Regions from separate parts of the Homo sapiens genome. Here regions 1 and 2 are each linked to region 3. A link is a contact called in ENCODE Hi-C or POLR2A ChIA-PET data. All regions are on one chromosome and are shown on one strand. Each heading gives the region's core, a stretch centred on a gene start or an enhancer-like site at or near the end of the contact. The rest is flanking DNA. Distances are from core to core; before and after follow the strand shown. Region 1 overlaps EBF1 (EBF transcription factor 1). Region 2 overlaps EBF1 (EBF transcription factor 1). Region 3 overlaps EBF1 (EBF transcription factor 1).

Region 1 (3,837 bases), core at 881-3,380, 73 kb before region 3:
TAGCCCCTCCTATGTGCAAAGCAACGTGTTATGCATTGGCAAAGGATGTGGAGTTATTCTGGGCACAAGGTACAAACAGGAAGTATTTCCACGAAGAATTCTCATTTCGAAGTTAGTTCACAGGCTAATACACAGGAATGTGGGTTAGTCCTTCCACAGGAACAGGAAATTGGGTGAAAAATGTTTGGAATTGGAAAAGTTAGTGGTAGAAAAGATCTGATAAGTGACCTAACCAGACATCTGAGTTGTTAGATGATCATTCATCAGGGTTTTCACCAACTTTTGGGGGGTCAGGTGGTGTACAGCTCTCAGGGTACCCCTAGGCTGCTCAAACCTTGTCCTGGTGTCCCATTCTTTCAGTCATATATTCCCCGAGAATATATGAAAATTCTTACAGAAAATATAACTAGAATGAAGGCAACACATGCATTTGGAATTGGCCGCTTCTTATCAGGAAAACCAACTACAAAAACTTTGAGGAAGCAGCTAAAGGTGCCTAAGAGTCTTTTATTAGCTTCCAAGGCTACTTAGGGATTAGCAGGAGAGATCACGATTCGAAAAGATCCAAGCCACTTAAAGATGTAACACCTGCAAGAAAACAAGCTGTGAGAATAATAAAGGTATTAGGGAGAGCCCTTACATGGCAGTGAGGTTATAGTGGATTTAATTCCCACTGGACTGACCAGAAACGATAATAGGGCTTTGAAATCAATCCTGTGATTAGATAGTGTTTTTGTTTCCTTCTCTTAGAAAACATTTATTGAAAATTAAAGTCAGCCTTGCCCTACATTTACATAAGAATAACTGGACACAATAAAGTAAGATCTAGAAAGTGCTATTGAGCTTTTCTGCTTCTAATCCAGTCAGGATTCACTTTCCAGAGTCTGTGACTCTGATTGGACAAACACAAGGGCATGGCACATTAGCAGCTATGGATTCCTCGTGCGTCTCTGGTCTGAAGAACCAATGAGGGAGAGATGTACGCTTGCTTACCATCCTTACAAGGGGAGCCAGCTTGCAGGCAATCTGTGCTTGGTCAGATTCTTCCCTCCCCAAAAGGTCTGCCTTTATTAGTATAGATTAGGCCATGCTGTTCCTGCCTTTTTTCTTTTTTTTTAATGTTATGGACTTTTAGAGACATTTACATCTACAAATGCCAACTCTCTCTTGCATACTTTAAAAACAGCAATAAGGCCTTAGTTTGGGGTGTTACTTTTCAGCTCAATAATATTTTTCAAGGGAAAAATTCCAAGTGATATTTCACTAACAAATAAGAGGGTTAGCTCACCCAATCCAGAAAACCAAGCCTCACATCTTGAAATACTATGGATGTTAAAGAAAATGAAGTGTGAACTTCTGTGGGTGGACAAAGGAGGGGGCCGTACATTTGCAATGATCTGAGCAGTTGTTTGGATACAAAGAACAGAGAGGTTTTATGAGCCATCTCTATACCCTTACTATTAAGTGGTGACAGCAGAGGTAAACTGAGTAAATCACAGAGGCCAGTAGCCCCAGCCATGAACAAGCAACGCATGGTAGAGGCATTTAATGCTAATGATCAAAAGGTCCATGTGTAGGTCACCAATGAACACAGATTCCCTTTCATCAGAAATGATGTGATGTCACAATAACTGTTAACAGCCAAGTAACTATACCAGAGGGGAAATCATTGTGCCAATTTCTTCAGATTTTTATTTTTCCGATATGGGGAGAGGTTAGAACTCTCTTCTAGAATATTTAAAAAAAAAAAAAAAGGCTTCTTGTCTGGTGCCCACAGTTTGAGGCCAGATCACCAGAAGCATTTTTTCATACCTTAAATTTCCCACAGATGTATACATGTGCATATGCGCCAACTTATTGCTCTTACCCTTAACTACTTTTCTAGGCTTGAAAATCCAACACTTTTTTCTTAATTCCAGTGTGATATAGATTTTCTAAGATGTGATTTCTTAAACTGATGGCAATTTTTTTTTTTAGTGTTTAAAAAAACTCCAAATAATGATGGATCCCTAGCTCTTTTCTCTTGAGAACTTAAGTAATTTAATGAGGGTGATTTTTTTTTCTAACTTTTATGGCCAGGTGGCTCTAGGGGATATTTTGTTGAAGACTGATTAAAAATAATTTCTTCTAAATGAGACCTGACCACAAAATGGAACCATTAATGGGCAGGGACGTTGTCACCAAAGCGGAAACCATGCCTGATTGCCTCCTGTACCTCCCACCACACAAGCATTTTCTTCTTTTTCTTCTCCTTTTCTTGTTCTTAATAGCTGAGTAAATAAGCAGCCAGCGAGGCCTAATGTTTTCGGCCAAAAACAGAGTCCAAACTTCTCAGAGAAAACATTTGGCCTCTGTGGTTTTGAAATATGTTCCAGAACACCGAGTTCAGTGGGGGAACATTGTGAAAAACTCCCATCCATTGGAATGATGCTGGGGAATGTTACAGTATCAGAAGTTTCAATTGGTCCTTTTCCTGCAGCCCCATAATGAGACTTGTAAAACACACACACACACACACACACACACACATGCACACAGACACACACACACACACACACACACACACACACACACACACACACACTGCTATGTGGAAGTTCTCATGGGAAAAATGAATGGCAAGAAATCCTAGCTTTAAAAGAAACAGCTAATCTGCTAGTTTGATTATTCTTCAAAACTTACGCTGAACCAATGAGCCTAATTAAAAACACTTGGCCTACTTCTATAAAGCATCATAGCTTTCTCTACGCTTCGTTTGTATACACCACAAAACTCCAGAAAGACTATTATTTTTTCAAGTGCTCACTAACAAAGTGCTGACTTTGTTGGGATGGCTGAGCTAATTTCTTGAACTCAGTGTGAAACCTTAGCTAAACAAAATTGTGGTAATTTTCCTTAATTTGTAAAAGTGATTGGAGTGCAAACAAAATTTTCCTCTTGGGTCAATCCTATAATTTTCAGTTAACTAAAACTAATCGTCAGGCAGGCACCAAACCTGCATTTTGTTTAAAGGGCTGGGAGGCATTTCCAAGGGTCAGGATGCATTAATTGTTTTTATAATTTCGAGAGAGAGAGAGAGAGAGAGAAACTGGGTGACTAAGAAGTATGTTTGGTTTTACTTCTAATATTGAAATACAAGGGAAAGATGCTCTGAAGTAAAATGTCACAGAAAAATAAAATTCGTCCACTTAATTGTATGGTTATAATTACAATTTGTTAACTGTTATCCCTTCACTGCTCTGTTATCTCTTTGTGTGAAAGCAACTTCCGCTCTGTACTTAATCTGGTCTTGTGGTCTTTTACTGAATGGAAAAGGAAACCTGGGACTAGTTCGTGGAGACAGCTACCACTATCCAAGGATGACTGACACTAAGCAGAGGGCCCAGAACCGCACTCCACCTGTGGTTCTTTGAGCAGCAGCATCAGCCTCACCTGGGATTGCTTAAGAAACAGGATCTCAGGTTCTACCTAGACCTACTGTAGCAGAATGTGAATTGTAAAAGATCCCTGGGTATTTGGTTTGCACTTCACAATCTAGGGATCTCTTAGCGTACACATTGGGCACTCAGCCTTTATACTTGATGTCATTCCACAGAGATGCTGCCTGGTTCTCTCTGTCTGATGGGAGGGAATTCACATTCACTCTGAAACCCTAGCTTCTTGCCGCAAGGCGGATCCATGTGCCAAGGCTGTTTTGGGAGGACAAAAATGCAGCATACTTGGAAAGAAGGCACCAACCCAGAATTAAATATGAAAACTACCAATTGTATGTAATACAAGTGCCGTGAACAGGCTAGAGGAAAGACGTACTGTTCATGAAAGCACAAACCTACTCCA
Region 2 (4,002 bases), core at 942-3,441, 96 kb before region 3:
GACATCCATTAGACAGGGTCCCTGTCTTTAGTAGCATGGGTTCAAACAAATGATAAGAGAGGAAATAGATTCCATTCTCTCTGTTTACTTTATTACTATTGATTTATGAATTCCCTCTGATCTATTTCCTAACTGGGCAGATAATATACATTTAGTACCAAAGGTAATTATCCAAAATGAATCTAGTTTGCAACTGGGTGATAAAAAAGAGAGAGGAGACTGATAGATTAAATACTTATCATTAAAAAGTATGGCTGATTGTATTAATATAGATACAAGAGCTTTAATATTCTCACTTTACGGCTAGATATAATTTCCTAGACTAATTGTGAGTTCATGTGGACACTTGGGCATATTTTATTTCTACTCTATATTTTATAGCATCATTTTATAGTGCAAATAATAAAAGCATTATATGAAAAAATTATTTCAAAAGTTTTTTTTAAAAATCTACCACTTGCAAAAAAAAATCATTTAGGGCATTTAAAAAAAAATCTTCATAAAGGGATAGAACATTTAGTTACCACAAATTACTATGGTTTTTAAAGCATCAAAGTTAGAGAAAAGAGCAAAGATTGTATCATTATACGAGTATAAATAAAACAACTTAAATTTCTAGCAATAGTGAATGGATAAATAAATATAGTAAATCCACACTGTGGGAGATGATGCAGCCTATTAACATGTTTATGAAGAAATTTTAATGCGTGGGAAAATGCTTATTAGGCTATGTGAAAAAAACAGGATATAAAACTGTGTGTGTGTAAACACATATACAGTATAACCACAAATACGAAGAAAATGTTCATATATATTTGTTATGTATAGAAAAATATGAAAGAAATATACAAAAATCTTTTTAGTGGTCAACTCTGGGTGATGGCTATTGGATGATTTGAACTCCTTAAATTCTATCCTGTTTTTCTCTAAATTTTCTAAATTAGCACATATTATTTTTATATCTAAGCACGTATTAGAGAGACGGGCGAATGAACAACTTAGAATGAATGGAAGGTAGGACACATGTTGCGTTTGCCCCTGGCTCATAATGACCTGAGGGCCATCACATGCCAGGGACTCCTTTACTGATGCCTCTTTGGAACCTCTCCACTTACAGGCAGAGTAAGCTGTCTGCAGAATCCTACCAGATGTGTCCAAGCGTCATACACTCAGGGATCATCACACTTTTAAAAGACATACGTAGTTATAGAAATACCAAAGTACTGAGGAAAGAGTACAGTGGAACAGTTAAGAGGATGAATTCTGGAGTCAGACGGTCTGGCCAGGTTCCTCCACTTGAGTAACTCTGGCAAATGCTTAATCTATGTCTCAGTCTCCTTACCTGTTGAATCAGGACAGTCAAGTGCCTTCCCTATAGAGATGTTCAGGGATTCAATGGGCTAAATATTTGTAAAACACTTAGAAGACTACGTTATACAATAAGTACTTATCCATTAAATGAATACATCTTTAAAATTCTGATAATATTGATCAGAATCAACTTACAAATAAAGAAATGGACATGGCCAAAATATTTATAAAACATTTGAGCATTTGTAAGTTGCTGAGGCAAGGGTGCAATTTCAGTTGAGCTTAAGTCGAGACTCAGGATTGTAGTGGTTTTAGATGGTTTTTTTATACTGCCAAAGATCTGTCCATCCATACATTTTTATCTAGAATGATGTTGATGATGCTAAGGTTCAAGGGAATAATTACTATGTGCAGTACTATTTGTAGTGTTTTGTTCCCCACTCTATATTTAGATTCTAACAGAAGATGTGAAACTAAATAGATACTCAATAAAAGTTTACTGAATGAAAACACAAATGAATGACTTCACCACAGCTGCATCAAGTTGTCTAAATATGATTATATTTCCACAAAGGAGCCATTGTTAAATGAACTTTCCCTCTATTAAGAACTAGGATTGAAGTATCAAATTTCTTAGAATCTAAAACTTTTTACTATTATAACTTAGAAACAATTAGATGGCAAGATTAAAAGGGGAAAAAGTATTTATTCCAAAAAAAAAAAAAAAAAAGCACAGCTTAGGACTTGAATATCTTCAAGGATCCATTTCTTAGGAAATCTATAAAGATGCAGAAAGCTTTAGAAATGGAGATACCAAGACAGCAATGGCAGCACCAATAAACAGAAATAGACGGTTCATCTCACTAGTTCTGTGGTTTTCTCCTACCCAGTAGAGCGTGACAAGAGAATGTTAAAGTAACTGAAATCAAGAACAATACTGGAAATAAGAACAGTCTACAATGGCAAATTTTTACTGTAATACATTTCGTTACTGAGTGAGGGAGGAAAACAACTGTTTTTAGATACTGTCCATTGTTTTCTATACATTTCAAAGCTCCTCTTCACACATGTAACTTTCAAACTGACAGTGGTAACTTTCAGCATTTTGTGGAGATCTTGGCTCCAATGCAGCAAATAAGAAGTGAAATGTCCCACGGTTGTAAAATCTTGATAAGTTATCCGTGTCACATTTTTCAAATGTGGAACTGCTCACACCACACAGATAATTATAGATGACCAGATTGTAACTGTTTTATTGCTTCTTTTTCCCCATAAATTTTAATTTTGGAAAGTTAAGTGAAAAATGTGGTTTCAATTTCCTACAAATTGCACACAATTTGGTTTTAACAAGAAAATAGAAAGAAAGGGTATGTTCTTTAAAGTGAATTATGAACTAGAGTTTGTTTTCGCTCGCTCAACACCGCAAAAATAATAAAGCACAAAATTTAGAAAAGATGCCTTACAAAATGGAAATCATGAACTATAGTAAGAAAGCAGAAAGTAATTTTTTTTTATCTAAACATGATTTAAGCAATCTAACAGGATAATATAATTGAGCTAGTCTTTCTCCCTCTGGTGAAGCAAGCTAGAAGGAAAGGATACCGGAGTAGAAGCCGACAATCTTAATACATGTATAACAGGAAATCTGTTAATAAGAAAAGGCTTTGTGTATCTCCATCTTACTCTCTCCACAACTGTCAGCAACAACAAAAGAACTATTAAAAGCAATCAATTTTGAAACCATTTAAACATATACCTAGAAACACAACAAAACACAAGAATTTATAAAGGAACTTTTAGTGGAAAGAAATTCTAGCCCTCTGATGGGTTCTGGCTATAATCTTAGAGTTAGACCAACATGCTTTCTTGATTCAAGGTAGTGGTCTGCTACAACTAGCATAACTAAAGGCAGGAACCCCATGAAGTGTCTCGACCACACCAAAACCACCAGCTGGAAAGCAAATAAGGAAATCAATCAACCAGATATTTTTTCTCCTTTCTGCCAAAAACTTTGAGTGAATGCACTTTTCTTCATTAAATTGACCACTGCTTTCACCTTTTTAGCAATGTAGACTGTTAGGCAAAATAAATTATTCATTATTCAGGCAAAAACTATTTCATCAAAGTTGTTGATCTTCATTGACCAAATTCTCCATGGCCTATGTTACTAAATAGCACCACCATAGCTTTCTCAAATTTCTACTTCCAAAAATGTTTACTTTCAGACAGATTGTGACGACCACAAAACTTACCTGCATGAGTATTCTATAAACAAAGTTGTTGTAGACCAAATGTTAACATGAGTCCCTGGTAAAATGTTGTAGCCCTAGATTTTTTTTTTCTGGCTAAAATATAGTATTTGCTAATTTTTTTTCTAACTAGGGTTTAAAGTTGCAAGTCTAGAGTGCTTCTGACTGTTAGAACATGAGGCTGGCTTATGAAGGTCCAGTTATAAGCTGGGACTTGGCAAACTTGAAGTATTACCCATTGACTAATACTTCTATTAGTCAAAACTGTAAACTTCTGGTCAACTACATATTTTACATATTACTGCATGAAGCTCTAGCAGAAGTTCACCATCCTAAATAGCCTTTAAAGGCTTCACAATTAACAAGAGATGATTTACTCTCTTGAAATATAAAAGCTGACTTTTCCCACCCAAAAGCCAATAAATCTTTGGTGTTGGTGAAA
Region 3 (3,842 bases), core at 995-3,494:
AGGCCCTGAAAAATGGATCTCCCTTGCAACAGAGCAGGCCAAAACAGTGAGAAGGAGAAAACTCTATTTTCAATGTCAAAGAAAGCGTTTTGGTTCCTAGCACACAGAAGTAGTTGTAGAGTACAGTTCATCCATGTGAAAATCTGATACCCATAAGGCTGCCAAAATCCCAGGATGCCACAAGGGCAGGCTGAGGAGGCTGAACCCATGTAAGGGTAAAGGTTGCTCACTGCCGGGCTGACTTCCTCTCCTTTTCTGATATTAACATGCATTCCTGAGAGAGACCCTCTTTGACTTAAGCACCAATCATTCTGTTTGAGAGGTGGGGTGGGCAGAAAGGGGAGGAATAAGATCCTGGAGGGAATTCTGCACAGATGAAGCAAATTCTCTCCTCTCTCCCTGCAGTGGAGGGTGGAATGGTACCGAGTTGTGGCACTATCTTGGGGATCCCAGGGGGAGAGCATGTGGCTGCCCCTATTCTTGGCCACTGATTTCAAGAAGTTTACCTTTTCCACTGGCCAAGGTCCTTTAGATCTTGGGCATTTCTGGAAAGTGTTCTCAGCCTGAAGGGATGAACATGATCAACCTGAAAAGCATTCATTACCTCAGAGCTCAGAGTATGCCCTTGAGGGAAGGGCATCATTAGTGGCAAGAATTTAAAAAAACAAAATGGTTTTGTCATAGCACAGCAGCCAATGAAAGAATTTAAAAATAGTTTTAAGGAAAAGGACGCACTCCACGTAGGTCTCCTCATACTAGAAGTCAAATCTGAAAGGCAGGAAAAAGTCTTGAGACAGTGAATAGGTAGAGGACAGGACAACTAACCAGTTGCCAATGGGGAAAGAAAAAATTACAATTTCTTAGAAATGACACAGAGAAGGGAGGTTAGAGCAAGGGGGCTGTAGCTTAACACTGACTTCTGGCTATCTGGCCCAACTTACTCCCCTAGCAATGTCTGACTGGAAATTTAAGAGAGAAAGAATTCTAAGTTCATGTGTGGTAGAGAAGATGTTTATCCTCACGGATGTTCTTTTACACAGATTACTCAAATGCCAAGTGTTTCTTGCCAAAACATATTAAGGTGCAAACTCTGGCCCTGGGCGAATATTTGAAGTCATCCTAATGATTTGAAATGTGGCAGAAATGAGGCAGATCACAAAACCAAGTGTCCGTCTGTCCTTCTTGGAACTGGGGACAGACTGAGGACACATTTGTTTTAAACTGTTTCCATTACAAGGAACCAAATTTCTACTGGGAATCATGGCCACAGAGTTCCTGCAGACCAAGGGACAGGTTTTGAGCAAAGGTATCAGGACTTGCACTTCTGGATTACTGGTGTAAATCTTTCCCCAGGCTGAAAAGGATGCACAGGCAGGTGGCAACTTTGCTTCAGTAACAGCGACCCACCCCACAAAGCCAAGCATAAAAAATGAGGCAGAAGGAGCCTCAGCTCCTCAACTTAGCAGTTACTACAGCAAACACAAGCACTGCACCATGTGTAAGGCCGTGTCCTGAGTGCTTTGCATGTATCAGTTTACTCTGTACAACAGTCCTATGAGATTCTACTTCTTTTCTCATTTTACAGATAATGCTACCAAGAGGTAAGGTAATTTGCCCAAGGTTTCCCATCTAGTAACAAGTGGAGCTGAGATTTGAACATAGGCAGTTTGACTCCAAAGCCCACATCCATTAAACTATATTCTTTACATGTTATATATATATCGTGGGATCATTGACCATTCTGGTTATATTCTTATTATCATCACCAGATTCATTCAAAATTACAACTGAAGCCAGCATAATCATTTCACTAGAAATGCCAACACTTTCACTAGATTATAGCCAATTATAAATTTTAATATTTTTTGAGTTTGCTCCCAACCACTCTCACCCTATTTGTGATCCCTCAAATGCATTTTAACCATAATGAAAGACCAGTGGGTGATCTGGTAACAGAACCAACCCAAATATGGAGAACAGTGGCCAAAACAAAACCAATGTAATCTGGGTCTCTTGGGAAGTGTCAATGAACATCACCATAAGGATTAAATTATACTATATGTAATTATGATAGTCACCAGTCACTACTTTTGTGTGTGTTTCATGCAGACAGAAAGCCAGGGGTTGAAAATGAAAGGCTGTTAATATCTCCTTGTTCAGTACATATGTGTTTAGCATTTTAAAGCAGATTCATTTAGAATCTCACGTTAGAATTTCACTTTTCCCTTCTAAGGACTCAGAGGGTTTCGATATTAACTTCCCCTGTGGAGGTGACAGATGTCAGAGAGAGATCAAGAAGTTCAAGTCCACAGTAACTGAGGCATACAGTTCTGCCTGGATGCTCAACTTATGATTCAAGACTTCAAAAAGTACAAATGTTCGTTGTCACACATTCATTCACTTACTCAACCAACAGACCTTTCCAGAGAGTCCAATATGTAGTGATGCTTCTCATTCAATACCAATTTTACTAAGAGCACCATGATTTTGGTTCAAGTTTTTCTCCAAAAGAAAAGTAAAAAAGAAGACAACTCTTTACATTCAAATTCCCAGGAAAACTTTTGACTCTTAGGATGATAGAGTATTCAAGTAATTGCCAAGGAAGATTGAATACTTTTAAAATATTAATCAGTTGTGGCTGTTCTGGCAGGGGCTAGATCAGTGAATCTTTCAAAGTCCCTAATAATGCCAATAATATGCTCTCCTACTCTTCACTTTTCAGCATTCTTTGCTAAGTCACACCAAGCTACATCCTGTGCCCTGAACATGAAATCTCCTTCCTGCCTTCACCATAGGCTGCCTCCCTGGATCTGAAATGCCTCCCTCACTCCCACACCATCTCAGCTTCCCATCATCCCACTTATCCCTCCAGGTGCGGTATAAATGTACTGAGCTCATGAAACCTTCCCAGATACCCAGAGCTAGAATTAATCCCTGCCACCTACACTCTGTTACAGCACTTGTCACACTTGGTCTTCACTGCAAGGCCTGCAGTTGCTTGTATAATGGTCTGCCCCTGCAAGACACCACGGACTTCTGATAGTGCCTTTCCATTCCTGACAGCTCCTTGCACAGCTGTACATGCAAAGCACTGAATACACAGCTGACTTAAACTACCTGCAAATATTAATGGCAGTTAGCTTTGAATTATAGCACAAAGATTATTTCTTTCTTCTATATTTTCTGACTTTTCTATGAATAGGCACTACTTTAATGAAATAACAAACAACTGCATTGTAAAACTTCAAGTGAATATCATTCAGCACAGAACCTAGGGATGTTGGCCCCATTCTACAAGGAATAAATTAGGAACTAAAGATTACGAGTGGCTTTCTCAAAGTTTCTATGCTCTAAGATTTACCATTTAACTCAAATGTGAACAGTTAAGAGCTATCCATCTCACACTCTGTAAAATGTACATCATTTATTAGTTTCATATTGCATAATTCATACATGAGTATCAACTGGGAAGGCTCCACACCATTGGTGTCCTTAACTTCCTACTTAATATTTTAAACTTTGATGTTGAGAAATTTTTATCTCCAAGTTAAACCTGCCATTGTTTTCCCATCATTCAAGTGTAACCCAAAGGAATAAAAGGCCATATAACTAAAGTCTGTTTAGTTTCTTCTCCAAAATTCTACAGACCATTCTGTTGACTTTTGTTGAAACCCTTAGTTAAAACTCTTAATGATTTACTATTTCTTCATTCAGCCTATTTTCTTAGGTTATCTATTTATTCATTCAGTCTGTCCTTATTCAATAAGTATTTACTAAGCACCTACTTTGCACCAAACAGAAGGCATACAACAGACAACCCAGTCCCTTCCCTTGTGAAAGTT

What was found. Hi-C counts contacts between places; a loop is a spot of excess contacts on that map. ChIA-PET counts read pairs that join two places held with the same protein, here RNA polymerase II (POLR2A). Pooled maps may share reads with other maps.
Region 1: a map with no recorded cell type shows a loop between it and region 3 (5-fold over the local background). The contact joins two enhancer-like sites. A Hi-C loop is called at or near these places in 13 of 37 single-sample maps with no recorded cell type and 9 of 50 pooled maps. POLR2A ChIA-PET finds 5 or more read pairs at or near these places in 2 of 52 experiments (AG04450 and B cell).
Region 2: a map with no recorded cell type shows a loop between it and region 3 (7-fold over the local background). The contact joins two enhancer-like sites. A Hi-C loop is called at or near these places in 7 of 37 single-sample maps with no recorded cell type and 4 of 50 pooled maps. POLR2A ChIA-PET finds 5 or more read pairs at or near these places in 1 of 52 experiments (B cell).

Annotation. Positions count from the first base shown.
Region 1 is chr5:158,773,246-158,777,082 of GRCh38, forward strand. The region is part of intron 10 of EBF1 (EBF transcription factor 1); the gene reads right to left. Among named protein-coding and RNA genes, the nearest start is that of EBF1, 320 kb to the right of the region's middle. Within about 2 kb of position 2,131, at least 11 of the 41 ENCODE cell types and tissues checked have a DNase peak (open chromatin) inside an H3K27ac peak, as active enhancers do; they include B cell, where a contact is called at or near this core.
Region 2 is chr5:158,750,305-158,754,306 of GRCh38, forward strand. All of the region lies in intron 10 of EBF1 (EBF transcription factor 1), which reads right to left. Among named protein-coding and RNA genes, the nearest start is that of LINC02227, 340 kb to the left of the region's middle. RefSeq lists a silencer at 2,143-2,262. Within about 2 kb of position 2,192, at least 2 of the 41 ENCODE cell types and tissues checked have a DNase peak (open chromatin) inside an H3K27ac peak, as active enhancers do; they include B cell, where a contact is called at or near this core.
Region 3 is chr5:158,846,572-158,850,413 of GRCh38, forward strand. All of the region lies in intron 6 of EBF1 (EBF transcription factor 1), which reads right to left. Among named protein-coding and RNA genes, the nearest start is that of EBF1, 250 kb to the right of the region's middle. Within about 2 kb of position 2,245, at least 2 of the 41 ENCODE cell types and tissues checked have a DNase peak (open chromatin) inside an H3K27ac peak, as active enhancers do; they include B cell, where a contact is called at or near this core.